Linked DNA regions of Mus musculus: regions 1, 2, 3, 4, 6 and 7 are each linked to region 5. Evidence: chromatin loops called from intact Hi-C (ENCODE). Cell type or tissue: heart. All regions are shown on one strand. Region 1 overlaps Pip4k2a (phosphatidylinositol-5-phosphate 4-kinase, type II, alpha). Region 2 has its middle 5.8 kb from the start of Gm3363. Region 3 holds the start of 4930447M23Rik (RIKEN cDNA 4930447M23 gene). Region 4 holds the start of n-TNgtt9 (a tRNA gene). Region 5 overlaps Armc3 (armadillo repeat containing 3). Region 6 holds the start of Gm17762 (predicted gene, 17762). Region 7 holds the start of Bmi1 (Bmi1 polycomb ring finger oncogene).

Region 1 (4,000 bases), 400 kb before region 5:
CAAGTACTCTTAACTGCAGAGCCATCTCTCCAGCCCTGCTTCTATTTCTAATACTGTAGATATCTAGACATAACCAACAGAAGGCAAAGCTTTTTAGGGTGCTCTTTTGTGCATGTGAATGAATCCTAAGATTAAACAAAACAAAACAACCAACCAACCAACCAACCAACCAAACAAACAAACAAACAAAAAACCAAAATCCTTAGAACTGAGTACCACAGATCAGGGGAAGATGAACTTTTTCAGGGTCAGAGAGTAAATATCTTAGCCTCATGGTCCATACAGTATCTCTGGTCACTGCTCACGGTGCCCCGTACAGTGTGAGAGCATAGATAACACAGAAACCATGCACGTGATGACACAGCAACAGAACTTTATAAAGATGCAACCCCTCTTGGTCTTGGCATACATACACTGTCAGAGTTGGCTGTCTAAAAGTCAGGTCATGTCACTGAATTCAGAATTCTCCAGTGGTCTCATTTTAAATTGTTGGTATGTCTGATCTCAGGCTTTTCCCTTTGTCATTTCTCTTGAGATGGGACCAATGCCACCCTTCCAGATGCACCTTACCTAACATCCTAGCTGGAAATGTATGCCTTGGTAGGCCTGGTGGTACAGGCCTGTGGTCCCAGGCACTAGGCAAGCTGAGGCAAGGTGTTAACACTCAAGGTCTGTGTTGGCTTCTGGATGAGTTCAATGCTAGCCTGGGCTAACCTTGTCTCAAAATAAGAGGAAAACTGGCTGAGATTGTGGCTTAGTAGTAGAGTGCTTGTTTACTGTTAATAAAAACTAGTGTGACGTTCCCCCCGTTCATTTCCATCCACAGCGCTCATTATTTATCAATAATAATCAATAATAATGATAGTAATCATCCCTACTTAAAGATCTGTTCGGTTTTCTTTTATCATCGTATGTGTGTGTTTTATGCACGTGAAGTAGAGGACAGGAGGCCAACTTCTGGGAACCAATTCTTTCCTTCTAGCCTGGATTCTGAAGAGTGACCTTGGGCTATGAGGCTTAGGGGGCAAGTGCCCCCAGTTTACCTGCTGGGCCACCTTGCTGTCCCTGGTCTGTTTAACTCATAAACTATCCCCAGCACTTAGCTACTACATGGCATGTGGTACTACATGGCATGTGGCTGACATGCTTGTAATAACATGGGCTGCTTAATCCTACGTGCTGGCAACTGCCTGCTAGATTCAAGCTCTTGAAGCACCCTGACCATTTTGTTCACATGATAACATAAACAATATGGGCGAGTAGGCTTGTGCAAATGAACGTGAAACTTATTGAAAATTATCAAAGTCAACCTCACCTTTAAGTCGTATTTCCTATATACAGATAGCCGGTGGCTGAACACATTCCTTGTAACAATCACATATATTTCCACTCCATCGACATTAAGCCGGTACATTCCCAAGAACTGAGGAAGAAGTGTGACCCCATGACATTCCACTATATACTGTATAGGAGAGAGAGAAAGGAAAAGTAGCTGTCAAAACGTGGTGTATCGTTTATATAAAGTAGAAATGTCCAATTCTTGAGGTTTTATTTTCGGAAAACATTTAAGCTGCTTTATGCTGCTCACCTATCAGATCTGTGTTCTCTCTCTATATATAAATCTGAACATTTAATCTTACCACTAAAGATATTCTTTTCCTAGTAGCCCAACTAATCTGTAATGTCAAAATTGAACACAGTGGCTCAAGGCAAGAAAGGAAACCCCTTTGAAGTGAAGGACTGTCCACCTCTGTCCTCCTCCCCCTCCCCTGAGAATGATTCACCACTAGATCAAGACCTTTGAGGGTAGTGAGGCAGAGGGTGAAGAAGAGGATGCTGGGAGTCTGGTGCTGGAAGCTTGGGTGTTCTGCTTTCCATCTTGATTTCAGTGGGTATGAAGGGGCCCTGAGTTAACGACAAGTCAGCTTTCTTTGACTAGGTGCTAGGTGCCATCAAGTCCCAGGGTTGCAAAAACACAGCATGACTTGGGTCATACGCCAATGAGCCACAAGAGGGAGCTACTTCCTCTTGGAAGTAGCCATTGATAAACTACCACAGGGACCTTTAAAATGGGTGTGTGTGTGTGAGTGTGTGTGTGTGTCTAAATGAGCCTTTTGTGTGTGTGTGTCTAAATGAGCCCATGACACAGATTAAACCTCCAGCATAGTACCAACACCCCAAATCCAATGTTGTAAACACCCTACCCATTTGCCTGCACCAGATGCCTGGAAGGATGACTACCAATGTTTTAAGGGTTGTATTTTGGATTATTCTGGGGAGTGTGCCTGTGTGCATGTGCATGTGTATTGCATACATGTACCTCAGTGCTGAGGTTACAGGTACACGCTCCCATGCTTGGCTTTTTACATGGGCATCGGGGATTCAAACTTGATCTTTACAAAACAAGTCACAGAGTCATCTCTTTAACCCCTATTTTGAGTCTTTAAAAAGGGTTACACTGTTTGATTTAAACAACAACAACAACAACAACAACAACACTTTAACAAAAACATTCTAATTGGATTTTTTAGTGATAAACATTATTAGTAATCAACTCTAGGAATATTTAATTAGCGAAAGAAGAAAAAAGTTCTCAATCTTGCTCATTGGAGCTACACAGCATCTGTCACTGCAGCTGGTTTTAGTTCTGCAGTCCTGACAGATGTCCAAGATGCTTCAGATTTCCCCTGCCTTACAGGTAACAGCTGAGATGTATATTTGAGCTCAGTCTATTTTTTTTTTTCCCACGGAGTTTCTCCTCAGCTTGTTACTTGAAATCAGATGAGTGGAGCTTAATTTCAAACCAATAAATGGACTTGAGGTTTGCTAATGCACAACAGGTGGTTAATAGTTCTCGGTTGAAAAGGAAATTTCCCACAGCAATTGAAGGGATTAAAAAGTGTGTTGTTTGCCAGTAGTAGAAGGTGGATGAGCAGTCTTAGTTTCATCTTCCAGAAACTGAGTACCCAAACAGCTGTGAGGATGGCAAGTTAGAGGATGTCAAAAGACCCCACACCAGTCTGTACTGAACACTTATCAATGACGTGATGTTAGCTGTCACTCAAGACCTAGGTAGGAAACTGGAACATCACACCGATCTCTCCCTTGCTTGGAACGTCTAACAGTCAAGTCTGCTCTGCGGCTCACTCTACGGCAAGCATCATCTTGCATACCTGGATTTTTCCCTTGAGGCCGGTACTGGCTGATCAACTCCTCCACTCACATTCTTATCCTTGATAAAGCACATGACCTTTCAGCCAAAGGGTCCATCCCTAGTACCACAAACAACAAGGAATGCCAAGATGGAGATCTGTACACAGCCACAGACAGCCTGGCTCACCGTGGTACCACCCATAGTGACCAATGCTAAGGAGCAGTACTCGGGGAACTGACAAGCTTCAGTTTTGGAAATATGCCCACACAGGTTATACACTACAATTTCCTTGCCTCCAGAGTAGATAGTGGGGCACAAACAATCAACTCGGATGCATTTTGTTCACGAGTGTCAGCTGTACTTACTTTTCCCATGGGGCTCTTTGATGAACACAGATGAAATGAACTTCCAACTCCCGAGTGTATAAACAAACGAGCCCACAAATTATATCAAAGCCTGTCTTTTACCGTATCAGCGTTGCCAAACTGCATTTGATACTATTAGTCTAGAAAGACCTAAGGACCAGGAGTTCTGAAGGAGAGAACATTCTACCCACTGGCTGGAGTTCTGGATGGGGATCTGAGAGAGCGCCATAGCTGCGCAGTGCGGGTGCTGAAGCAAGGGCACTGCTGCCTGTTCTCAACTTGCCAGGTTCCTGTCTGGCTTCTTCCTCCATTGTGTGCCTACACATATGGCTCAGAGCCTCAACAAAAGTCATTCTTCTCACCTTCCCACTCCACACGATATGTAGGCACCTCATCTCCCCCATTCATTCTCTGCAGCCCAGAAGCTTATCATTCCAGCCAACAGTCATCTTTCCAGGTTTAGTCACATAGGATTCTCTAC
Region 2 (4,000 bases), 510 kb before region 5:
CTTTCTTTGAAAATGTACACATTATCTGTACAGCCTCGCTTCATTTTTTGTCATAATTAAATTCAGATGGGATGGCTTTCAAGTGCAAATATTAAAAATTGTAAACACAATAAGAGAAAAAGTTTTCATTGCAAACACCAATTCACTAGCTACAGATGTAGATGAAAGCAGATTATGTATTTTAAGTGGCTTTCAAGGCTAGAATTTTAAGCAGTAAACTGCAATAGAAAAGCAAGTTTGCAGGTATGTGATCTTTACCAAGGCCTGCAGCAGAAATCATTACATTCATGTGTTTGCAGATTATGTAACAGGTTTTAAGTGGCCAAGAGAGGGAGGATTTTGTGGTTAGAAAAGTGGAAATGTTCTATTTAACATCTGACCCTACTGAGTCCCATCTCGAATTACTGTTGATCAAATTACAGATGATTGGCAAGCCAGGTGGGAGGCAGAATGTGTCTGATGAATCTTCAATAAACATGTTGCCACAAACCTGTGCAATTATTATTAAAATCATGAACCTAATGCTCTTATATTTAAAATAGTGTCAAGAAAAATTGTTTTGCAAAGCACTGTGAGCTAGAGGTTGCGGTAAAAGGCTCATAATTTATCTTCTCCTAGTGATTTTAGAACAAGCAAAACAGCTTTGTGAAGATGCACTAAAACATATAATTAGAGATCCAGATTAACAGTTTTATAAGCATAATTGAAAGTATTTTTGTTTTACACAAACATGCATCTCAACTTTTCATACTTCCAAATGTTGAAAGCATGTAAGAGCCTATGATCTAGGAATTAGCTTGTATGAGGAAACACCAATTGAAACCAAATAAATAGAAGCCCAAACTTTTATCTCTCTCCCAAGCCCAAATATTTGGCAATGATTCTCAACCGATTGCCTTCTAAACTAGCACTTTAATGAGACAGTAATCCAGAGCCAAAACAGAGAGAGAAAAAAAAAAGTTTGTCATGGTTGTGAAATCTTTAGGAAAGTATACGTAACACCCAAACACTGCCAAAGAAAAGCTAACCTTGAGGGCAATTTTAAGTGTTAAGATTTGATGAGAAGATGGAATCCCAGGGCATCAAGAGCAAGGAGAAACAGAAAGGAAAACAGATACAAAGTAGCACGTTAGTGAACACTTGTGAGAAAGTACTGCTGACTGTTCCTAAACAGAAAGGAAAACAAATACAAAGTAGCACGTTAGTGAACACTTATGAGAAAGTACAGCTGACTGTTCCTAAACAGAAAGGAAAACAGATACAAAGTAGCACGTTAGTGAACACGTATGAGAAAGTGTAGCTGACTGTTCGTTCTGCAGCTTTCAGGCAAAGCTCAAGCCTTGGGAGTGTCCGTGGTAGAGACTGATATGCCGGGTAGTGTTTGTTTTCTGCCTCTGTGAAGGTTTGTCTCATACTGTTCTAACTCACCTTGCGCTGGGACCTTGGGCAGATAGAGGCAGAACATTCCACCATCAGGGCCCCTATAAGGAAGCAGGGTTGAATCTTTACCCTCATTTGTTGGGGGTTATCTGTCAGGGAGGGAACAGGAGTGGAACCCTCCGCAGAAAGGCCAGCCCTGGACACCACGAAGCAGAGGTGGTGGTGAGGTTGGTGGGGCTAAGTAAATCTGGAGAAGTACATCAATTGCTCTGGGTGTTCTTTAGGCAACAACATTGCCATATTGTTCTTTAGGATATTTTCTTTCTATTGTTGGAGTGAATCTACTCTTAGAGGACTTAGTTCTGAGAAGGATGCTTTTAAGGCTCATGTAAATTTCCTAAGCAGTAAATATTTTTTTCCTATCAGCTTGTCTCTCAGTCACCTACCCCCTAGCAGCAGCTTCTCCCCCAAAACAGACACCCTACTTCGGCCAACTTTTGAGGACATTATTTTACTTACAGTTTGAGCAGAATAAACTTTATATACCTTTAGATTACACTTCTGTGAATTGTGGCAACTGTGATGTAATCACCACTGCTTTTGAGCTATAAAGTTATTGTCCAGCCTGCAGTGTACTACTTTCGTTTTCTGGCCAGGCAAAGGCTTTGTTTACAGCTTTTAAACATGGACTCTAGTTGGTCGTGATCTTTTCTGCGATTTTCCTCATGTTATGTTTTCAGATCCTTGTGAGTTGTTACCTGTATTAACACTGAGTTAATGCTAGGTTCCTTCTTGAGGGTGTGATGTGCTTTTAGACAGTGTTACCTGCATTATCCTCATTACTCCTCACCATCCTGACCAGAACAGCACTCCACTGACCAGAACAGACACTGGTAAAACCTGCTCCCTGGAAGTGGGCGCAATCACCCTCGGATGCAATCCAGGCCCAGAACGTCCCCGAAGCTGGAGCTGGGCGGCCGCTGGGCCACTGGAGTGCGCAGATGACGGATCCTCAGGCTCACAGAAGGTAGAATCCTGGCCAGAAAATAACCCGAACTCGGTCTAAGGCAGCGGTTCCGGGAGCAGCATGCTTATAAGAGCAAGGACAAACCGCACTACACCCGGCGTTTCCCTCCGCGCGCGGACGGCTCTACTTCCCGGCTGGGCGCTTGGCTCGGGGATCGTGGGGCTCGTAAGCTCTCCGTGGGCGCCTTTCCCGATGTCGTCGCTGGGCTTCCCGGGAGCAGGGGTGGCCGCGCTGCCGCCGCGCGCTGCACAGAGCTGACCTTGTTCTGCGCGGTGTCTGCTTGAATGGCGTCGGGAGTTGGGGTCGGGACGCGTGGGCCCAAGGCGCCCCGGCCTGCCATCCCCTCGGGCCCCGCAGCGGACTTTCGTTTTGTGCTGAGCGCCAGGGCATTGTTCCCCTACTCATGGACTCACCGGGTGGCTTTGTCTGTCGGCCTTCCTGGGGCGGAAGGAGGGCAAAGGCTGGGGCGTGGATTTGGATTGTGCACCACCTTCTCCTTTAGCTTTGAGCCACTGGCCGTTGTCCCCTTTAGGGTTTTGATCTTTGGGTTTTATTGTTTTCTTGTGCTCAAAATTGCGTACAGAAGCTAGTTTTCTGGCTCTTTGCACCATCATCTTGTGTTAGGAGAAAGGAAAGAAAGGAAGGAAGGAGGGAAGGAAGGAAGGGAAGGAAAGGAGGGAGGGAGGGAAGGAAGAAAGAAAGAAAAGAAAAGAAAAGAAAAGAAAAGAAAAGAAAAGGAGGAAAAGAAAGGAAAGGAAAGGAAAGGAAAAAGAAGAGAGGAGAGGAGGGGAGAGGAGGAGAGGGGAGGGGAGGGGAGAGGAGGGGAGGGGAGGGGAGGGGAGGGGAGAGGAGGAGAGGGGATGGGGAGAAGGAGAGGAGAGGAGGAGAGGGGAGGGGGAGAGGAGAGGAGAGGAGGAGAAGAGGAGAGGAGAGGAGAGGAGAGGAGAGGAGAGGAGAGGAGAGGAGAGGAGAGGAGAGGAGAGGAGAGGAGAGGAGAGGAGAAGAGAAGAGAAGAGAAGAGAAGAGAAGAGAAGAGAAGAGAAGAGAAGAGAAGAGAAGAGAAGAGAAGAGAAGAGAAGAGAAGAGAAGAGAAAAAAGAATATGAGGCCTCCTCGGGATGGTGTGCAACCCTTGGCAGAAGCAATGTGACCTCGGGGCCTAGGGGAGGGAATTGACCTGTGTTAGAATTAGGGTTAGGGGTCCTATGATTTAAGACTATCCAAAGCAAACGTGGGAAGAAACTGAAGTCTAAGAAGTCATCATCTATTTGTTCATACAACCTGTCAGGAATGAGAAAACAAATAAGTAATAGCAAATAAATAATACCAGCAAGGCGGAATGTGAGCTCAAGGCTGGCTTTAGAACTACTTTTCGCCAATTACCTCCCACAGTCATGACATTTTAAACCTTTTGCATACAGTTTATGTATTTGCTTATTGGTTTCTCTCCTTCCTGTAAACCTACTAAAAAAAAAAAAAACAAAACAACAACAACAACAACAAAAAAACACAGGAGTTCACTTTTTTTCCCTGGAGCCTAGTATGTTATTTGGCAATATATACAGCATTGCAGATATTTACTGAATCAGCAAGT
Region 3 (4,000 bases), 68 kb after region 5:
AGGGCAAGGAGACAAGAGTCCCTGGAACTTTCTTGGTCAGTTGGTCAAGCCAATCTATATGCACTAGGTTCAGTGAGAGACCATGTTTCAAACTACAAGGTGAAGAGTGAGGGACAAAGATACTGATGTAGGTCTCTGTACACACACACACCACCAGCCCATTCACCTGCTCACCCATCTGCTCACCCACATACATACACACACACTTATGGGACACACTTTGCTGTCACACTTTGCTGTCAAGTAGAAAACATAGCCTTCATCTCAAAGAGAAGAGATAGTTTATTTTGGAGACAAATATGAGTAACCATGGCCTGGGAACACCGATTTAGGTTACTTTAGATTCCATGTTGCAATATGACAGCAGATTCATGAAGTTTTTTTATAGTAACACAACAAAAGAAAGTCATAACTCAAGACATTTTTCATGAATTAGGTACTTACCGAAAAGTGGGACATTTCTGCTATAGGCTTCAAATGCTATAGGTTTCAAATGGTATCTGCTGAGCCTCATGGCTTCTGAATCAGTGGAAGCCAGAGACCTGATAGCACATTCTAAAATGATTTACCTAATAGTTACAGGATGTTTTCAGAACAGGCAAAAAAATTGACTATTTAGGGCACCAAAGTAGTCCAAGATAATTTGCCTCAGGGCTTAAAACACTCCAATCACAGTAGTCTGTTGTAACTAATTAATCATTTCTGTAAAAAAGGTCAATGGAGATTGTAGGTTTTTTTCTGAGAAACTTGGTTAAAACACACACACACTATACAGGGGTCCTAATGTCAAGATATTTAAGAACTCCATTCATGGATGACAAAGAGGTATTTGGAAATAGATTCTTAAATTTGGGCTCACTGGACAGACATGAATTTTAGTCAAGCTACAGGCTCTGCAGTTGCAAGATCTGGGCTCAGAAGTCAGCCTTTGCTGCTTGCGAAGTGTCTTTGGGTGAGTCACTTCACCTCTGTGACAGAGATAATTCCAGTTCCTTCCCCATGCCACTTGAATGTTAGAGGTTACATCTCTACCCCAAATACAGGAAGAGCTTGCAAAATATTACCCATTCTTGTTGGACTGACATATTTTTAAATGGAAAACAAAAACCAACCACTTACTTCCTTTTCCATTATCTCAAAGTTTTACATAATCAGTAATAAAATGTGATCGTGAAGCAGCTGGGAGTCATTACTACCAGGCCCACCTTCTCTTGCCTCATGGCCTGCTGACGTCAAAATGAGGCCTTGTTTGCCAGGAGGATGGATGTTCATGGTCAAGGCAAGTTGTGACTTTAAAGTGACAACAAAGAAAGGGTAAGTTTGCAGGCTGGCAAACAGGCTGGGAAAGCCCTTGAGAGACTCAGACAGCTCACGCCATACTTCAGACTTCATAGACCTGGGAGACATCCAGCTTTCTCCCCCAGAGAAGCCGCAGCCTGGTCCCTTCCCCTGCCACACCATCTGGTCCACAGAAACACCAGACTTCCGTGTCTCTCGGCCCTATAAAAAGCGACATTCCTTTTCCTGTCTCCTCTCCACCCGTCCCTCCCACCCACCCGGCTCTCCTCTCTCCTTGCCTTTGGTCTTCCTGTCTTATCCCTTCTCTCCTGCCAATCACTCCCTTTCTTCTCAACACTCCTCCTACATCTCCCCTCTGTGCACTTGCAGTGCTATTCTTTATCTAACCATGAAAACATCCTCGAAGGGCTTCTAGAACATTCGTATGTCTGGAGGAGTTAGAGTCCTCCAGCGCTGGGGTTGGCAATTCTGCCTCCTTAGCGTCCAGGATAGACGAAGCATTTATTCCGAGGCTTTGTGCGCCCTCTTGTGGTTTCTCCGTCATGCCAACTCCCGCAGACAATGGCTGCTTTGTCCAGAAGAGATGATGATTTAGATGACAACCTGGCTTAAACCTCAGAAACCTTCAATCTCTCCTTCTTCAAACAGTTTTTATTAGAAGGATGGCTGTGAAAAATGAAGCCCTTATGCACAAAGCCACCGCGTTTCACTGCGATGTTCACCTGGCCTATGAAGATCTCCGGACACAAAACCAGGCAACAAAATCAGGATGCAACAAGATGGAGGGGCAAAGCACAGAAGCGGAGTGGGCCCTGCCGTAGGTGAGGGTTGCCATCCTCTTACACCTGCCGCTTCATGCTTGAGCTCAGGTTAGAACACTTGTGAGATGATTTCTCTATTCTAAATCTGACAGTAATCCCTCGCGGGGGGGGGGGGCGGGGGGGGGAAGATGCACCTGGCCAGACTGCTAGGCTGGCTCAGAAGGTCCCAGAATGACTATAGGCAGTTTTTGGCTCCTATGATTGCTGGACATCTCTCCCCATCCCTTTCTCCTCCCCTTCTCCCTCCCCTCTCTCTCCCTTTCCTTTCCTCCCTCTCCTCCTCTTCCTCTTCGTCCTGCTCCCCACTCATCTCTCCCTCTTTTTCTGATCTTCTTCAACAGGATCCCACTATACAGCCCAGGCTGGCCTCAAACTCACAATCCTGCCACCCCCTTCGATTAGTGAGAATGCAAGCCTGTGCCACAGTGGCCTGTCTGTTCCAGCTGAGACCTGTTCTGTACAGTCAGCTCAGAGTGCAAACACACGCTTTAACTCATGACTTCCAAAGTCAGGTTGCCATGACCTAGAACTCTGGAAAACAGCATCATGACATCACAAAAACGAGTGCTGGCTGGGGGAAAGCAGTATGTCCTGGTATCAAGAGCTTACGCAGTCCTGCAAGGGCAGGTTATACAGATGGGAGCATTGCATGAGCTAGTGGAACACCTCCATCCATAACTGCCTGCTTGTGAGAGACCGGGGGGAGGGGGGGGGGAGATCCCACCTGGGTTTCAGGCTCAACATCAGGGTAAGGCAGGAATAGTAGTTTCACAAGTACAGGATTGAGGGTCAGAATGCCAGGTCATAAAGATATGACTACTTTGTTCTGGCAGGTTCATGTAGGCAGTAGGTATGCCTTGGTCTTCTTTGATCCATACTGATTCTTAAATTGCTCAAATCTGAGGACCTTAGGTTTCCCAGTGACAGCAGAAGGACTAAAGGGAACTTTGGCATGTCCCCAGAAAGGGCACTTTTCCATGTCTGTCCAGAAAGAAATGGAGCCAATGTGGAGAAGTCAGTGGAGACTGCTCCAGGCATGGGGTAGGGCCAGATCAAGTGATCAGGGGCTGCAGCATCCGGGGATCAAAAGTTTTCTTGGAAATTGTGTGACTTACTAACAGAAGAGAGTACGAGGCCAGAGAGAAGCCTAGCAGGCTGGGTAAAGAAAAGGTTGTCATTGAGGCAAGAGCCCTGAAAGACCAATCAAGGGTGTGACACCAACATTTAGTTTGTAATTGCACATCTGGCTTCAAGACTCCTGTCACAGTTTTATAGGGATCACTGGGAAACACGGACATGAGCATGCACTGAAAACAGAGCTGGGGGAGGGTGGGGCACAGGGTGTCCAGGGTCTGGCAGAGCACATGGAAGCAAACGGTAGGCTGGATGTCTGAGCACTGAGATGCTAATATCTGGAGCATCAAACCTGGGGTTAAGAAGCAAGGTGACCTACAATGTCTGCTTGTTTGTCTCTGATGTGCCTTACCATTATGGTGGCAATGAGTCTTGGAGAGAGCCCTGACTGGGCATCTCTCTGGGAAATTGGCCACCAACTGCCCAGTTTATTAATTATATAATTGTAATTCATCAAACAATTGCTGAGATCATTTACTAAGGCCAATGGGGTATGTTTTCCCCAGAACAGCAAGCTACCGAAAGAGAATAGAGACCCTTCCAAGTATGTACTTGTGTGGCAGAGCATTGCTTAGCGTGTGCAAGGCTGTAGCTCCCTGCCCATGTACCATACACATCCTGTATCAAAAGCACAGAGCCACATGACTAGTCCGCAGCACTGCAAGCAAACAAAGAATCTTAAAAGTTATAAAATTGTAAAATTTACCAGTTTGCTAGATATTTGCCAAACACATATTGTATAGAAG
Region 4 (4,000 bases), 690 kb before region 5:
TGGACTTCTTCTGGACTTTGCCTGGTTTTTCATTGAGAAAAGAGCAGGGTTGTTTATGGGTACAGGGAACGACAGCTGTGAACAATGAAATTAAGGATGCTGTCTATCACCGAGACATTGCCCATGATCCTCTGATAAATCTAGGTTGCATTAGTGTCTACATTAGTCAGGGTTTTCTAGAGCCATGGAAATGGTAGAATAAATATATATAAAGGCAGTTTACTAGAAGGGCTTACAGGCTGTGGTCCACCTAGTCTAACAATGGCTGTCTCCCAGTGGAAAGTCCAAGAATCCAGTAGTCCAGTCCGTGAGGTTAGATGTCTCAGCACATGTTGAAATCTCAAAGAAGTAGGCTGTAATGTCAGTGAAGGAATGAACTTGCCAGTAAGGGCAAGCCTGCAAATCGTGTGCCCATGATATAGCCTGCCACAAGGAACTGTGGCCCAGACCCAAGGTGGATCTTCCCACCTCAGAAGATCTGGATTTAAGATGGGTCTTTTCACTTCAAATGATTTAATTAAGAAAATCCCTCATGGGAGTACTCACGTTTTAAAATTAATTTAGTGATGCATTTTATGTATGTGGATGTTTTGTCTGCATGTATGCCCACCAGAGTAGAGCATTAGATGTCATGTGAGTACAGTTAGACATGGTTGTGAGTTGCCACGCATATGCTAGGAATTGCTCTGGAAGAACAGTCAGTTCTTAACTGATGAGCCCCAAACTTGGGTTGAGTTAACTCCAGCTTGTAATCAAGTTGACAACCAAGAATGGTCAACACGGGTCCCCAATGAAGGAGCTAGAGAAAGTACCCAAGGAGCTGAAGGGGTTTGCAGCCCCCTATGAGGAACAGCAATATGAACTAACCAGTAACTCCAGAGCTCCCTGGGACTAAACCACCAACCAAAGAGTACACACAGAGGGACTCATGGCTCTAGCTGCATATGTAGCAGAGGATGGCCTAGTCGGCAATCAATGGAGGGAGAGGCCCTTGGTCCTGTGAAGGTTCTATGCCTCAGTACAGGGGAATGCCAGGGCCAGGAAGCAGGAGTGGGTGGGTTGGCAGGGAGGCAGGGGGAGGGGAGGGGATTTTTTTGAGGGGAAACTAGGAAAGGGGATAACATTTGAATTGTAAATAAAGAAAATATCTAATAAAAAAATCTAAAAAAAAAAAAAAGAATGGTCAACACAGTGCTGACTCCGAGGGCCCCTTCATCTATAAACACACACACACACACACACAAAGGTTTGCAAAAACAATTCATCCGTAAACATGTCTGCCGTTTTTCCAGAATGTTTCTTGTGTTTCCCATCTGTATGCAATGGTCCCAAGAAAGGCGGTGTGCTCAGCCCTCACCCACACAATTCGATCATCTACTTCTGTTAGAGGGGAACTTTGTTCTCAAAGTTCAGGTCCCCCCCCCCCCTCTTTATTTCCTGGCCTCAAAACCACCCCCGCAACAAGACGAGGATCCTTAGAAACTTCGGATCAAACTGAAAACTACCGCTTACGAGAGGTGACCCAGAGCACATCTCACAAAACCGTCTGGATGAGAGTTTATGTGGGTGATTCCCGAACACCAGCCTTGGGGACAGAGTCCCTGAACGCCAGGATTCATGGCCTGACTCTAGCCCTTTGGCTTTTCCTGCGTATTTTGCCTGGCCTGTTCCAATCTTCAGTCTTGCCCCCTTCCGATTAAATGCCAACAAGCTGCTCCTGAACCTAGAGACCCCAGTTCATGTGAAGATTCCACATCCCCACACGAATTTCATTTTGAATCAAATCGAGCAATACGGCGAACACATAACACATAATCTAATAATGTCCTATTACATTCTACAAAGTTTCTAAACTCCCTGCATGACATGGGGAGCAAGATATTAATGAAACTTCATGTAAAAAAAATTAAAATATCTATTTTGGTTTTACATTAAGTAATCAAGTCACGACTTTGGAGGTGGGCAGTGTGACAGTGGAACATGCATGGGCTTTGTGCCTGAGCTGAGTTCAAAGCTAACAGTGACATCAGGCACGAGGCTCTGCTGTACTGAGCTCTTCTCTGCAGCCTCAGTGACACTGACCGAGGACTGATTGCGACAATGCCTGGCAAGTAGGTGGCACTCAACAGCCACCAGACTTTGCTAATGCTACCGTTTGGGCATGCCCCTGGCAGTCATGCCTTGGAAACTTAAGCGCTATGGGAACTTGAGTCTTATGGGAATATTTGGAGATGGAACCCTTGGGAGGTAATGAGAACCACAAGTCAGGAGGGTGACTTCCCTTCCCCCTCCCAGGAGGACACTGGTGGCTTTGTAAGCCAAAGAAGAGAGATCTGAGCGGTCCAGCTTGCCCTCCCTTAGCATGCGATGCTTCTTGCATTTCTGCAGAGTTCCCACTAGAATACCCCTGACAGGCTGTAGCCCTGTCTGCCTATCCTTCACAAGTGTAAGCTAATCTTTATTTTTTGTAAATTACACAGCCTAGAGAATTTAGTTGCAGCATCATAAACTGATAAGAATAAACATACAGGGTCTGGAGAGATGACTCAGCAGTTAAGAGCACCGGCTGTTCTTCCGGAAGACCTGGGTTCAATTCCCTGCACCCACAAGACAGTTCACCACTGTCTGCAACTCTAGTTCTAAGATAGCTGGCACACTCACAATGACATATATGCAGGCAAAGCACCAATCCACATAGAATAAATTGTCTTTTAAAAGTATAAATTAATATTGCATACTTATACACATACGCAAAAAGAATTAGTATGTAAACCCAGAACAAATAGAGAATATGTATGTATGCGCATGTATATGCAGAAATAAAAATTTAAAGAATGAATCTCCCAATTAAAATATTGTTAATCCTACTCAAAGTTACTGGTTCCTTTTTCTTCCTTGTTTTAAATAGACAGGTGACCTCAAACTCTTGGGTTAGGGTTATTCCATTGCTTCAGCTTCTCAAGAAACCTGTGCTGTAGACAAGTACCTACTGATAGCTGATACACCAATCTTTACTTTTTTCTTAAAACTGGCTTTAGATTCCTATAATCTGTACTCAAGACTGAATTATTATGATGTAACTATGGTTATTTTCCTAAAGTATCTATTGGGGGGGGGCACTTTGTGCACTCGTAATGTGTGAGCAAAATATGAAAGTAACTTTCCCTTTAATTTTTCTTGCTTTAAGTTCTTTCGTTTTTTTTAGAAATTTAGTTATGAGACCGTATAATAGGTTTTCTTTTCAGGTTTATTCCATTTTCTATAAATATCTAAGACTTTAGAGCGGAAAAACCAAAAGGGCTGAAGCTGGGCTTCATTGTAACAAATTTGATTTCTGAAAGATAGCTTAGAATAGATGCGGAACGTTAGACTTCAGTTTGTTTGAATTTGACAGTGGAAGTATACAGGGTAGAAAAAGCCGCAGACAAGCTTTGTTTAAAAGAGAAAAAGGAAAGGCGTCCCTGGGTGGGCTCGAACCACCAACCTTTCGGTTAACAGCCGAACGCGCTAACCGATTGCGCCACAGAGACTTTGGCGCTCCTAGCTGCTCCAGGCAAGGCTCTTATGAAGAATAATAAAGGTTCTGTGACACATTTTTTTCCTACTGCCTGACTCCTATTTGAAGCAGAAATGTTACTAAAGGTTCTTAATCCTTTCGAGTTCCCCCTCTACTTCTGAAGCATATTGGAAAATTATGCCTCAAGATGGAGGAGAATTACAGGTCACTGCGTGGATTAAAACACTGTGGCTCTCCCCTCCTCCCAACCCCAGCTTGGAAGGTTCTGTTGCAGTAAGATGACAGCTTCTAATTAATTACCTTTTGTAAGGACTTGTAATGGTCAGCTTGCAGGCTGAGTTTTCCTTTGTTTCTGTTTTTGCGGTTTTCCCGCTGACCTTACGTTACTTACTAAGCCTCTTCGAGGCCGTCTGACTGTATGCGTGCCTTTTGCTTTTTAGATTCAGGTTTTACTAAAACACGTATTCAAACCCTGTTTGCGTT
Region 5 (4,000 bases):
TATAATGCTTTTTGGAAAGGAGAAGCCATTTAATTTGTGAATGTAGGAAATATCTCCAGTTGAATTTCATGTTTTATTTACTGTGTACTTTTCTGCCCAATTAATCATTCCAAATTCTTAAATAATTTATACAAGTATGGAGCAAATGATTTGCGGTTGACATCCTTCTGAGTAGTCGATCCTACATGCAATGAGAGTATTTTAAACAGTTTATAACATCACTGCCATCTGTTGGATCTGACCAGAATTAGATTCAAAGTTGCCCCCAAAATGGAAAGAATTCAGTAATCCTTTGCACTAATAACTAAATTTACTCACTGAAAAACCAGACAAGATTTGAAGATGAATATAGATGCAGACCAGGCTTTTTTAAAAGGATCTCTTTTAAAGATACAATTTTAGTAAATACCAATGAATAAATATTGAAAACAACAACTATAATCATTTTATACTTACAAAAAAGTGGAAACTTGTAACTAAGGTTAAACTCTTCACAAACAACTGTGTTCAACTATATGGACCCTGATTCTTCATAGCCATCTTACCTTAGCTCCATGAAGATAGCTTTAAAGACCCTAGAGTTTTAAAGACCCCCTTCTCCCCATTTTCCTGTGGAATTTGCAGTTCTTTTGTATAGCTTCTCAACTCCCACAAAAGTAGCAACCCAAGAAAGTTCTGAATTGTAGCATATATAACTGGCCACTTAAAAATACATCGATTAATTGTTGGGCTACCTTAAGCCTTCGAAATAGCAGAGACAAGTCTCCAGGGACTTCTCTACTTTTGTGTGACCTGCGGCCAGGAGCACAAACACTGATGATGATTAAGGGGCTCTGTGCAGAGACAGAGAGCCTTACACGGATGTGCCTGAGTGCTTTGTTAACTTTTGACTCTCTTTGACTCTATATCTCTGTCAATATGAATGACTGACTGATCATTTAGTAGTATTGGTATTAAAATTTCTCTAGAAACAAAGAAAATTTCTCCCCTTTAAATAAAGCTGAAGGAAGACAGATACTATCACTTTAACGTCTACAAAATTTATTTGTTGATTATCATGTCTAAGAAAACCATATATAATATGTGGGGGAAAATTTAAATACATCCTCAGGATAGATTTTTATATACTATTGAAAGAGTATATAGCATGCCTTGAGAAAAACCAGGACTCAGGTCCTGTCACATAGCCAGGAATGGTCTGAGCTGAAGTGGGTATTATCTATGCCAGTGCAGAAAGTGTGTGTGTGTGTGTGTGTGTGTGTGTGTGTGTGTGTGTGTGTGTGTGTTCATGCTTTAAAAAAATCACCACCCGAATAAATAAAGCTGGGCGTGGGGCTGGTAACATAATATGCTGTGTTTATTTATTTTACCACTTCGTTGTATACCTTTTAACTTGTAGATGTGGGGCTGATGATCTGTAGAGTCGCCATATTTTCTTGTAGAATGCTGGCTGTAACAGAGTGAGTGATGACCACTTATTTTGAAGACAGGAACACAACAACACACATCTGTTAAAAGTGGCCAAACGCCAATTCTTCCCTTCTCCCCGTCATATCTTGCAGGAAGGGACGCCACACACCCTCCGAGATGGCTGCGGTTGTTTACTACAGTCCTTTAAGGAAAAATTACCACTCTGTCTAGACCCAGGGCTCCCTAGCACTCAGATTCACTTAGGATAAGTAATCTCGGGTCTCAAAACCCTTAAAGAAACATTGCACTGAGAAACGACCCACGAAAGACGCAAACTCAGCACATAGGCTTGATGTATGGGTCGGACCTAAAGCCTAAGCCACGCAGTTATTGTCTTTGTCGCGTCGGGTTTTTCTTAAGAAAATGGTTTTCTGAGCGATTTCCCTTCACCCACAGCGGCAAGAACCGCGTCTTCATACTGCCCCCTAGTGGCGCCTCAGGAGAGAGTTGGGGGAGGGGCAAAAATGGACCGAGCGCTCTGTGTTTTAATGAAACACACACTAATTTAATTTGAAACACTCTGGTGAGCCTAAAATAATATTTTTGGAACATTATTAAAAGATTGTGATCTGGAAAGCATTTTACTGTGATAGTATTCTACTGCTAAATACACGGTTAGCAGATGTTTGTGTCTGTCTTTGTCCCTTTTTGAGGTGCAGTCGTTTCAAAATGTTTTGACACCTCTTATTTTTTTTTCCTCCACCAGTGACTGAATATTTGCTTCGCTGTGTTATCACAGGGACAAACGCAGCACGTTTGAGCAATAGATGCATCCCATGGCAATAGAAAAGATTATTTAATTTTTGTTTAAATTCATTGTAAAATTTTAGAAGCTTGGAAGTCTCCCAATAAAAGTGAGAGGCAACATAACATTGCTGCCTTAGGAAGGCTGCTTTTGTTTAAAGGATCGTCATTTTAAAAAAACAAAAACAAAAAACTAAGGATAATAATTTCAAAGCGCTTGGGACTTTAAAAGTCCTTTGAGAGCCTTGGAGATTGGACAGTGGGTAATGGCCCTTGTCACTAAGCCTGAGTTCGAGTCTCAAGTCCTACCCACACAGTGGAAAGATCTGACTGTCAGAGGTTGCCCTCTGAGCTGCACACAGAAGCCGTGGTGCGCACACACATTTGCAATGGACAAAGTGATAAAAGTGCTTTGTATTACAATGACAAAAGAAAAGAGTCCTCATTGTATCCTTATGAGGATACCTCATTCCTTCCATCCAAATTTACTGAGTGGCCGTTTGTTATATCCACCCATAGTGCCTCTCTTCCTGTTTGCGTAGAAGAATCGTGTCCTGTCTTTGCTTTTATTGGGCTGGGGGTGGGGTGGGGTGAGGTGGGGTGGAGTGGGAGTCATACTGAAGTTAAAAAGCACTCAGAATGAAAACCTGAGTTTTCAATAAAACCACCTGATTCCCCATCCCTACTCTGTGTCAGCTGATGCTTGCCAGACCTCGACAAACACTTTGAATTTGATTAACTACCAGTTTTCTGAGGCTCGGTGAATCTCATAAAATGTTCAATTAGAAAATTATCTGTGCTGCCTTTATTACCTACAGAGCGGGGCTGATATTTGCATAACATTTTAAAGTTGCTAGTACTGTCTGCTTCCCGGCATTACTGATTTTCACAGGAAATTATCAAACCGATTGGATATCCTCACATTATTTCTCTTTTAATTTGAAGCCTGTTTAAACCTATACATTACTTTGTATCCACCCTTGACTTTTCATATTATTATTAATCATCCCCTACATCTTTTTCCTTCACTTGGGAATAGGCCCTTATTGCTCATTATTTGTAGCTACACGGAAAGGCTCAGATCCGATCTCTGAAGAAGCTGCCTCCACTCTGACCCTGCAAGTTTATATCAGCTGTTTGGCTGGAAGGTGGTCTGAAAAGGATGATTTCCCACACACATACGAATGGCGGAATACGGTCATATTTCCCCGTGGTAGATTCTGCCGTTGCTGGTAGCTGGCAGTTATGGGTAAACACTTAGCTAAGTACCCCAGTAGAGTGTAGCTTCAGATCCTACAGCAGTCTTCCGTGTGGAGAAATGTCCTTGTCATTGTTGTGTGCATTTGTTCCTTTACACGTGAGCAAGTAGATGCATGTTACTTCCCCAGGTTACCAGAGGTAGGCAGGACACTGAGGCACCTTGGGACAACAGCCCGTCCTATGTCCCTGTATCTCTGTGCAGCCCGTATCAGAGATACTAAGAGTATCTCTGAGAGTTAGTTACTTCTCTCCACCCTGGCCACTCACCCTCCCACTTACCAGTTGCTCAGCAAGTGCGGGAGGCTCTTGCTCTCTCCAAAGAAGTTAATCTGTGTCTTTAATCCCAGACTCCTCTCTCTCTCTCTCTCTCTCTCTCTCTCTCTCTCTCTCTCTCTCTCTCATCTCTCCTTTCCTCCAATCTTCTCAGCCTCTCCTCATTTTTCATTTCTTGAACAACAAAAAAGCAAGCGGAAAAAAAAAAAAAAAAGCAAGCTAAGCAAACAGACTCTATGTTTGCTCTCCTTGG
Region 6 (4,000 bases), 1.2 Mb before region 5:
CAGGTGATCTTTAATAAAGTGCATACAAGCAAAAACAAGGTAGGTCTCCAACTTGAGTGAAAACAAACACAGGCCTAGAAGACAAATCAGTACTGGTCTGTGCCGGCTCGCTCACGTGTGAGAAAGCAAACACGTGGGAGAGAAGGTGGGGTCACAAACGCTGAAGTTATCTCATTTAATTTTTTTTTTTATTTCTTGTCCCAGAAATAGACCCCAGGGCTATAAAGTTCTATACACATTGTCTGTTGATGAAGTTTTGACCCCAATTTTGCTCTACATCAAAATTAGTTGAGCTTCTCACAGAGACTGAGAAAGACTTCATTCAATCCAGCAACCTTTCAAAATGAATTAATGAGCAGTACCTCTCAATTGTACAAACATTTTACAAGACTTTCTGCTCCTCCAACACCTTGGAGTTTTAAAGTGTTCTATGTTTCAAAAACCAAAAAGAAGTAAAAAAGCTGCCTCCATCCGTCCTGCCTCCTACCCCCACCCCCAACACTATTTCAACGAGTAAGTTATCTTAGTTTTACTTTTTAAATAAAGGCTTTCTTTTGTCTGCCTTCCCTTTCTATCGCCACTAGCACATATTTGGGTGGTGGGAGAGAGTTCTTAAATAGGACCCTTACGCGAGGAACATAGGAATAAGGGAACCACTATTCTGGAACTTGCCCACTTGACCCTCAGCGTTCCCCATCCGACCCCTTCCTGCTCTCTTCCTTCCTCTGGCTGTTCTTCCAGGAGCCTGAGCACCTCAGGTCCGCACGCAGTAAACTGAGTTTTGTTAGAGGCTTCGGTAGGTTTCCCCATGGAAAGCTTTGAGTGTTTCTTCTGGTTCGCTTGTGTGTAGAAGCTCGGTCGGGGCAACCCAATCCCCTATCCTTTCGGTAGATCCACCGACCGAGCAGGCGCTCTCTCAAGGAATGCCGACACTCAAATGATGCACGCTGGCGTTCATTCACAGCGAAAAAACAGTGGATGGGGCTTGCCTGAAGCACGTGGCCTCCGGTGATTCGTAGTAGAGAGGAGGCACGCGGGTGAGAAGCCAGGGAAGAAGTTGGCAGGCAGGGATACAGCATGTGCCTGAATCCCCGCCGGGCTCCCTGCTTGCCCAAGTCTCCCCCTGCAATCCAAAGCGCAGATCAATTTCCCTCTTTACCAGTAGGACAGCTTTTTCGTTGAAAAGTGGGGGGAGGAGGGGCACGACAAGGAAAAAAGAAAAGGAAGTGTGCTCGCATGTTAACTTGGTTTTCCCCCCTCCATGTGCTTCCAAATTAAAAAGTGGCCTCTTAGGCGACAAGCCTGCGGTTTTCACAGTGTAAAACGGATTAGTGGGCAAGCTCCTGCCCTTCTCGACTTTCGCTTGCGGTTTGCAACCCCCATGGCGGGTCTGACCCGGAGGCACCTGCCCAAGCGAGCTTTGCCCGCAGCTGCCTAGCGTGTGGACTCCGCTTCTCAGGCGCTAACACCTACCCCAGGGACCATCGGCCATCCACCCGCGGGGCGGTTCCCAGGCCCAGTGCCCAGGGGGAGGGGAGTTCCCACGGTGTGAATTATCCGCACACTCAATGCCAGCAGCCGGCCTTCAAGCCCTGTGCGTTCCAGTCCCGGCTCTCCTCCGCCGCTCCCGGGTCATGGGTGTGCCATAGTCCAGGGACAGTCTGCAGCCCCATGCTCCCAGGCGCCAACCGAGAGGGAATAGACTGAGACCTCGCGGAACTCTACTTGCTCATTCATAGGGTTTCCTCCAAGAAGCTGAAGTTCGTGGAGGACACTTTCAAGAGTTTTCATGTTTATCAGTCGGTTCAAGAAAGAAAGAAGAAAAAAGAAGTATAGGATAACACCGAGCAGAGGTCGCTGAAGATGCGAGACGTAGATCCCACACAGGCTGGACGCGTGGTCCAGTCCTATAGTACGTGCACCTGTCCACGAATTTGCTGGGAGTGAGAAGATTCCGAGATTGGCCAATCTCATCCCATGCTCACAGTCACTTACGTATAATAAAGAAAAGTAAAAGTTTGCTTTCCAGTTATAGAAAGGCCTTGAAGCAAGATTTAGGCATCCTCTTACACTGCTGGGAAATATCAGTGTGACTTGTCGATCCATAGTGGGACATCCAAAGAAGAGGTTCTGCAGATGGTGAGGCCAAGGGTCCAGAAAATAACATCAGTGAGGGACAGACTCCGGGATTCTGGTCCGTCAGGCCCGTTTCGCTTGGGGGACCCTTGCGCACGAGGGTGAGGCGAGAACTACCAACCTCCACCCACATTCACTAGCGTGATAGATTATCAGGCAGTTCCACCTTAAGAGTCCCGGAGCGCCCGGCTGCGGAGATCCCTGGCACCTGCAGGGGGCGCTGGTGCCTCGCGGTTCCTCCCGCGCCAGGGCACAGCAGGCTCTGCAGCTTCCAGGCCTTAGTCCCCGGAGGGGGTGGGGACCCTAGGGAAGGAAGGGCGCGGGTGCGGCCGCTAGGTAAGGAACCCGAGCCCTCCAGGATTGAAAAACAGCCTCAACGAGGCGCTAGCACCATGGAGCTTTCCGTCATTCGGGCCAGAGAGGAAGTGCAAGCAGGCGCCCTTCCCTGCCCCCACCGCCTGCCTTCCTGCGTCCCTCCACCTCCGCTCTCCGACCCCGGCCGTGCTTCCCAGACCCTTTGTTCTCCAGGTTGGGAGCAGCTGGATGGGTTCCCCGGGGAGGAGGTGTCCCCGCTGCACGTGGAGGGGAAAGGATTGTCCCCAGGCTTCCGACCCTCAGTTCTCGCCTTTAGAGTCCCCTGAGCCCCACCGCCCTCTACTTGGGCAGCTCCGTGCGGGCTTTCCCGCCTCTCTTTCCACGTCGCGGCCTCCCGGGTCTCCAGGAAGAGGAAGGGTAAAGACTGACGCCAGGGGCTAGAGAGACCACGTCTACTTCCAGGCGCTGAGAAACTCCTGGGACTCGTTTGGGCCTGAACCCACACGCCCGCCGCAGGTCGCAGAGGACATCCTCGGACCTTGGGCGCATGGTCCCGGCACAGCCTCTCTTCGTGAGGACCCCAGAGCCCTAGAAGGGAGAATGGGACATTGTATGTCGCGCCCAGGAGTCTGATTGCAAACGAACGCCCTCTCCACCCCACCCTAGGCGGCACCACCCGCGTCGCCCCTCTGCTGCGCGTGACCCCAAGGGCTTGGGCGATTGTGTCTCCCTGAGTACAGTTACAATTGTGTTCGGCTTAATTTCTTACTTGTTTGAAGGCGTCGCGGAGTAAAGCGAGGGGAGCAGGATGTGGGGTGGGGGAGGGGAGCTAGAGCGCGAAACTGCGGGGGAGGGGAGGGCAATTGCACAGTGAAGGGTCCCGTGTCCGAGGTGACCAGGCAGCACTGCTTATCCAGGCCCAGAATCTGGGCCCAGGAGCCGTAGCCCGGCGGAGCTCTCCCCAGCCTCCGCCCTGTGCACCAATCTCCGCAGACTGCAGTCCTCATTCCTCGCACTCCAGCACGTTTGCTCTCGGCCGGGTTGGGGGAGGGTTCCGTACCAGCAGGGTGTCACCAAGTAGGTGCAGCGGCTGGAGTAGCTGCTCGGCCTGTGGATGTAGGCTCCAGGCTTACGGGAGCCCCCCTCCCGCCTCTTGGCTTGACCCAGGTCCTCACTGGCTGGTCTAAAGGCGCGCTAGCTCTTCTCTCCGCAGCGGGTTCCGGGGGACACACCCCGTCCCCACCCCTGAGAGCTGGCGGCCAGCTCGGTATGCCAGGCGGCCAGACGGGCGCCCTGCCAAATTCCGCGTTCCTCTCCAGGAGACGGGGAATTGCGTCCCAGGCTCGGGAAAGCCGGTAGTTCGGGCTTGGGACTGGCTTGCAAAGCCTCCCCCCCGCACCCCCAAGGCGCCAGGGACGCCTCTGCAGGTTGGATTCCTGCTCCGTATCACTTCAATTTTAATTAATCTTTTAAAACACCGCTGTCACGTCGCTTGCAGAAAATTAATCAAACTTGAATCCTTGTTGCATAGCAAGAATTTCGATCCAAG
Region 7 (4,000 bases), 600 kb before region 5:
TTGAACTTGAAGATGAGGTTCAACAGTCTTTAAGTTCAGAGTGGAATGAAACGAGTTAAGAAGAGAAAGACACCATTGAGAAAATCCTGAAAGTTTTTCTGTAGATACTACAAAATTATCATTGTCTTTCAGTATAGGCAGATCTCTCCCTCATATAACTGATGTTTCTTGGCGCTTGGAGTACCAGATAAAGGTAAAGATAACAAGCTTTTCTGTAGAGGGAGTTAGAGGAACTTTTTTTTTAAAAAGGTTAGAGTTAAAGACTGATGTTTTGTGTTGTTTTAGACCAACCAACTTCATAAGATGTACCGACCTGGATATTTGGTGACCTTAAATGTAGAGGTATGTATAGATCCTTGTCTAAAAATTATGTGTAATAAAAATTTTCATTTCCTTTATATAAACAAACATTTTTTTCTTCCATAGAACAATGATTCCCAATCCTACCCAGAGATTAATTTTAGTTGCAACATGGAACAGTTACAGGTACAGTATTAGGACCTTTAAATGTTTCTTTCAGTGGGCATTTGAGAACTGTTATGGAGACTTTATAATATTCCCAGCATCAGGTAATGAAGGTTGGTTTAGGTTTTAATGGCAAAGAGAGAATGGAAAGCAGAAATTTAACATAGATTTCACTTTTAAAAGTAACATAGTAACATCCCCAGTAGCCTGCATTTACTGGTGCCCCTAATTGAAAAATAACTTTAAAGTTTGAGTTCAGCACACTTTCTTTCATTCCATCATGCATCTGACTCATAAAACTGAGCAAAAGTAAGAGATTGGAGAATGCCTTTCACAAATTAAACTTCCAAAGTTTTAAGCAGGAGTTTTAAATTACCCTATAAAGGGAAAGTTCACACAAGTTCTTAAAACTGTTAATATTTTCAGTGTAAAACTGAAGAAATTAAAGTCTTCGTTGATTGATGGATATGCTAACGAATTTCTTACCAATTAAATAAAATGAAGATCATTCCTGAAAATTTGAATGAAATTAAATGTTCCAAAGACATCTGTAGTCACTTTAGAGTAAATATTAGCGAAACTTTAAACAGAAAATGTGTGTGAATCATAACCTTCCTTAGAGAAGTTGAGAGATAATTTAGATATTCTCAGCCTGCAAAAATTCTGTTAGAAATTCCCTTTTAACTAGAACTTGAATACCTGATTGGAGGACCAGATCCAGCAGAAGAAGCGCTTCTTTTCCAAAGGGCTTTGCGAGCTGTTGAGCTCCCGTGGACTCCTTAGGTGTTCTTCCTTCCGACTGTGTTCTTGCAGCTGCTTCAGAGTTGCTGCTTCCTCACTTGTATGCCCAAGTTGTGACATGATTGTACATCTTTTAGGACTTGGTGGGGAAACTTAAGGATGCTTCAAAAAGCCTGGAAAGAGCAACTCAGTTGTAATTTGGGGAGGCTGATGACCCCAGGAGCCTAGAGGAAAACCAGACGCGCCTTGTCTCCTGCTGGACCATCGTTCGCGCGAGCTGGATGTCATTTTCAGTGGAAAAAGAGCTAGCACCCTTTTGAAGTGATGCCAACCATCAATTTTGACACTTTTTTTACACATGTGAAATGGTTAAGAGGGAGACTCTTAAGCATCTGGATTTTCAGTATTACTCTTGCGTTCCTTCTATCTTGAGCGTCTTCAAGCCCTATTAAAGTATCGTACCCTGAATAAATACGGTGGTATTCCCACAAGAAGGGCGGCATTCTGTTTGGAGTTTGTGTGTGACTTTGACGACTGAGTGTGCCAAGCACATCTGCCCTGCGTGGGCTCGGACGCCTGCCTTGCCCCAGGTTAAGTGTTTCGGGAAAGGTGTGCGGCCGGGCCGTGCTCGCTGCCCGGCCCGCCCGTTACCTGCGCCCGGCCCGCCCGACCCCGCGAGCGGAGCCAGCCCGGCCGCTGCCCGCGCGCGCCTCTTCCCGGCCGCCAGCGGGCGGGGCGGCCGCTGTTGTTTCCGCGGGCCCGATCCGGCGCAGGTTCGGCAGGGCCGAGCCGGGGCAGCGGCCGGGCGCCCCCGGCGGCGGGCCCCGCGGACGTGTGCGCCAGAAGCAGGAGACATGGTGGGGGGCGGGGCGGCGTGCGGGGCCGAGCGGGCCGCGCCGGGAGAGCGGCGTGTGGCGCTGTGGAGAAATGCCTCCGTCGCGGCCCCGGCGCGCTGCGCGGGGAGGGGAGGGGGCTGGGCGCGCGGCTCGCGGCGCGCTGCGAGGGGAGGGGGCGGCCACGGGCCCGACTACACCGACACTAATTCCCAGGCCGCCCTTAAGGAATGAGGGGAGCACGTGACCCGGCGGGGGGCGGGGGAGGGGGCGGGCGGACTCCGAGCCATTTTGGAGCCGGTGTCAGTTTCCACTCTGCCTTCAGCCGTGCATTTTTTTCCACCCTCCCCTCCCCCTCCTGGTCCTCCCTCCCCTCCCCCGCCACCCGGCCCGCAAGCACACTCGGCGCCCCCCGCCCGCCCGCCAGCCCGCCTCCCCCACGCGAGTCTGAAATCATAATCGTAGTATTAAAGGCAGAGATCGGGAGAGACAATGGGGAGGTTGGCGAGGGAGCCCCGCGCAGGCTTAGCAACACCTCCCGGCCCCGCAGAATAATACGGCTCGGCCCCTCTGCGCGCCCTCCCCCGAGCGCGGCCGGGAGGCGGCGGCTGCGCCGAGGAGGAGGAGAGGCCCCGAGGAGGCGGCGGCGGAGGCCGCGCGGAGGCGGAGGAGGCCGCGCGGGAGGAGGAGGCCGCAGCGCGCGAGCAGGAGGCCGGCGGGGGAGCGGCATGAGCGGAGCGCGGCGGCCGTGGCTGCTCTCGGCCGCGCTCGGTGCCCATTGACAGCGGCGGCGGCGGCTCGCTCCAAGATGGCCGCTTGGCTCGCATTCATTTTATGCTGAACGACTTTTAACTTTCATTGTCTTTTCCGCCCGCTCAGATCGCCTCGCGCCGGCCGCTCTTTCCGGGTACGTAGGAGGCGAGGCGCCGACGGGCCGTGGCCGGGGACTGGTGGGGGTCGGGGCGGCGTGGAGGGGGGGGGGCGGAGGCGCTGACAGCGTGGGCAACCGGCCCGCGCCCCGCGCCCGCGCCCGCGCGCCCGCCGCCTCCCGCGGCGCCGGACGCCCCGCAGCCCGCACCAGCGCCGCCTGACCGCGCTCCAGCCGCTCCGGCCGCCGCCCGCGCCCGGCCGCGCCGCGCCGCCCCACGTTTTAGTTCCCCGCTCCCCCGAGCGCCCCTCGGCACCCTCGCGCCGCACATGGTCCCCGAGAGCGGCACTTGTGTCTCCAGCCTGCGCGGCTCCCGCGGCCGCTGCGCCCTTTGTTGAGAGGTAGACTTTGCTGAAACGGGGACGGGATCCCGAGATCGGGCGCTGCCTGGGTCCAGTGGCTTCCCTCCTCTCCCGAAGAAAGGGCTCTGGAGGTCTTTGAACCTCCAGGGAACGCCCCCATTTTATAGGGATGGGTACTGTGGGGAACAGCGATCCCGACGAGGTGGGTGTTAGGCTGGGGGGAGCCCCGACAAAAATGTTATTAACTTAAGTTGGAGGGACACTTGTGTGAAATTGGATGGCTGGTAAGATGGCGGTTCCCAGTTGTTTCCAAGGTCTTGTGCATTTGTGTTGGAAAGGGTAAAGTTTTCAAGGTGGTATTTGTTGGGAGTCGAGGACAGGGGTTCCATACGTACTTGGGGCGAGCTCTCAAGGAGGTGGGCATTTAAAATTTGAGCTTTGTTTTGGAGTGAAGCCGGTGACTGTACGTTAGCCTTGCTGAGCGCCCTTTCTCTCTCCACTCTCACCCCTCCTTTTTTCTTCTTTTCTCTCGAAGACACTACAACTTTCCCCTTTGCTGTGGGATGAGCTGAGACTTAGGTCCATTGCATTTTATAGATTTTGCTAAATGTCAGAATAGGTCATGAAGTAAGGGGATGGATGCTTCGGAGAAGGAGCACTAACGCGTTGATTGCTTATGTTTACGTAGTCATTTGGACTTGACAGCGCTGGAGCATGATCGTTTCCCCAGA

The links. Peaks named below come from ENCODE experiments on the same cell type or tissue, not always from the same donor. Only the 100,000 strongest peaks of a DNase experiment are listed, where the experiment ranks them.
Region 1: a loop joins it to region 5, with 11 times the contacts of the local background. A loop is called at or near these places in 27 of 42 quality-filtered maps.
Region 2: it touches region 5 in a loop (2.5-fold over the local background); 6 of 42 quality-filtered maps call a loop at or near these places.
Region 3: a loop joins it to region 5, with 5 times the contacts of the local background. A loop is called at or near these places in 8 of 42 quality-filtered maps.
Region 4: a loop joins it to region 5, with 4 times the contacts of the local background. A loop is called at or near these places in 3 of 42 quality-filtered maps.
Region 6: it touches region 5 in a loop (5-fold over the local background); 9 of 42 quality-filtered maps call a loop at or near these places.
Region 7: it touches region 5 in a loop (3-fold over the local background); 4 of 42 quality-filtered maps call a loop at or near these places.

What each region holds. Positions count from the first base shown.
Region 1 is chr2:18,870,969-18,874,968 of GRCm38, forward strand. Pip4k2a (phosphatidylinositol-5-phosphate 4-kinase, type II, alpha) reads right to left here. Exons shown (of 10, transcript NM_008845.4): 5 at 1,316-1,462. It overlaps Gm33534 (a long non-coding RNA gene), which reads right to left. Exons shown (of 2, transcript XR_374031.3): 1 at 3,882-4,000; 2 at 2,416-3,272. Among named protein-coding and RNA genes, the nearest start is that of Gm33534, 6.0 kb to the right of the region's middle. In heart, a CTCF peak has its summit at 1,993 (motif pointing right); a DNase peak (open chromatin) is centred at 1,993.
Region 2 is chr2:18,764,612-18,768,611 of GRCm38, forward strand. No RefSeq gene overlaps it. Among named protein-coding and RNA genes, the nearest start is that of Gm3363, 5.8 kb to the left of the region's middle. In heart, no CTCF peak of the experiment used is centred here; DNase peaks (open chromatin) are centred at 2,500 and 2,780; H3K4me3 peaks cover 2,080 bases; H3K27ac peaks cover 1,809 bases.
Region 3 is chr2:19,343,000-19,346,999 of GRCm38, forward strand. It overlaps 4930447M23Rik (RIKEN cDNA 4930447M23 gene), which reads left to right and starts at 1,318. Exons shown (of 4, transcript NR_126563.1): 1 at 1,318-2,120. In heart, a CTCF peak has its summit at 1,838 (motif pointing left); DNase peaks (open chromatin) are centred at 1,292 and 1,802; H3K4me3 peaks cover 571 bases; H3K27ac peaks cover 504 bases.
Region 4 is chr2:18,583,588-18,587,587 of GRCm38, forward strand. n-TNgtt9 (a tRNA gene) reads right to left here and starts at 3,530; the gene lies at 3,457-3,530. In heart, a CTCF peak has its summit at 2,115; DNase peaks (open chromatin) are centred at 3,544 and 3,964; H3K4me3 peaks cover 818 bases; H3K27ac peaks cover 367 bases; H3K27me3 peaks cover 897 bases.
Region 5 is chr2:19,274,572-19,278,571 of GRCm38, forward strand. All of the region lies in intron 10 of Armc3 (armadillo repeat containing 3), which reads left to right. Among named protein-coding and RNA genes, the nearest start is that of 4930447M23Rik, 68 kb to the right of the region's middle. In heart, CTCF peaks have their summits at 247 (motif pointing left) and 1,900 (motif pointing left); a DNase peak (open chromatin) is centred at 1,830; H3K4me3 peaks cover 916 bases; H3K27ac peaks cover 650 bases.
Region 6 is chr2:18,025,200-18,029,199 of GRCm38, forward strand. The region is part of intron 1 of Gm33085 (a long non-coding RNA gene); the gene reads right to left. A930004D18Rik (RIKEN cDNA A930004D18 gene) reads right to left here. Exons shown (of 2, transcript NR_028376.1): 2 at 1-3,039. It overlaps Gm17762 (predicted gene, 17762), which reads left to right and starts at 2,050. Exons shown (of 1, transcript NR_028378.1): 1 at 2,050-4,000. In heart, CTCF peaks have their summits at 1,133, 2,357 (motif pointing right) and 2,575; DNase peaks (open chromatin) are centred at 1,002, 1,502, 2,492 and 3,672; H3K4me3 peaks cover 3,661 bases; H3K27ac peaks cover 3,682 bases.
Region 7 is chr2:18,674,524-18,678,523 of GRCm38, forward strand. It overlaps Commd3 (COMM domain containing 3), which reads left to right. Exons shown (of 8, transcript NM_147778.4): 5 at 133-193; 6 at 286-342; 7 at 427-486; 8 at 1,344-1,708. The coding sequence ends at 1,403. Bmi1 (Bmi1 polycomb ring finger oncogene) reads left to right here and starts at 2,495. Exons shown (of 10, transcript NM_007552.4): 1 at 2,495-2,946. In heart, a CTCF peak has its summit at 2,038; DNase peaks (open chromatin) are centred at 2,228, 2,608 and 3,438; H3K4me3 peaks cover 2,832 bases; H3K27ac peaks cover 2,303 bases.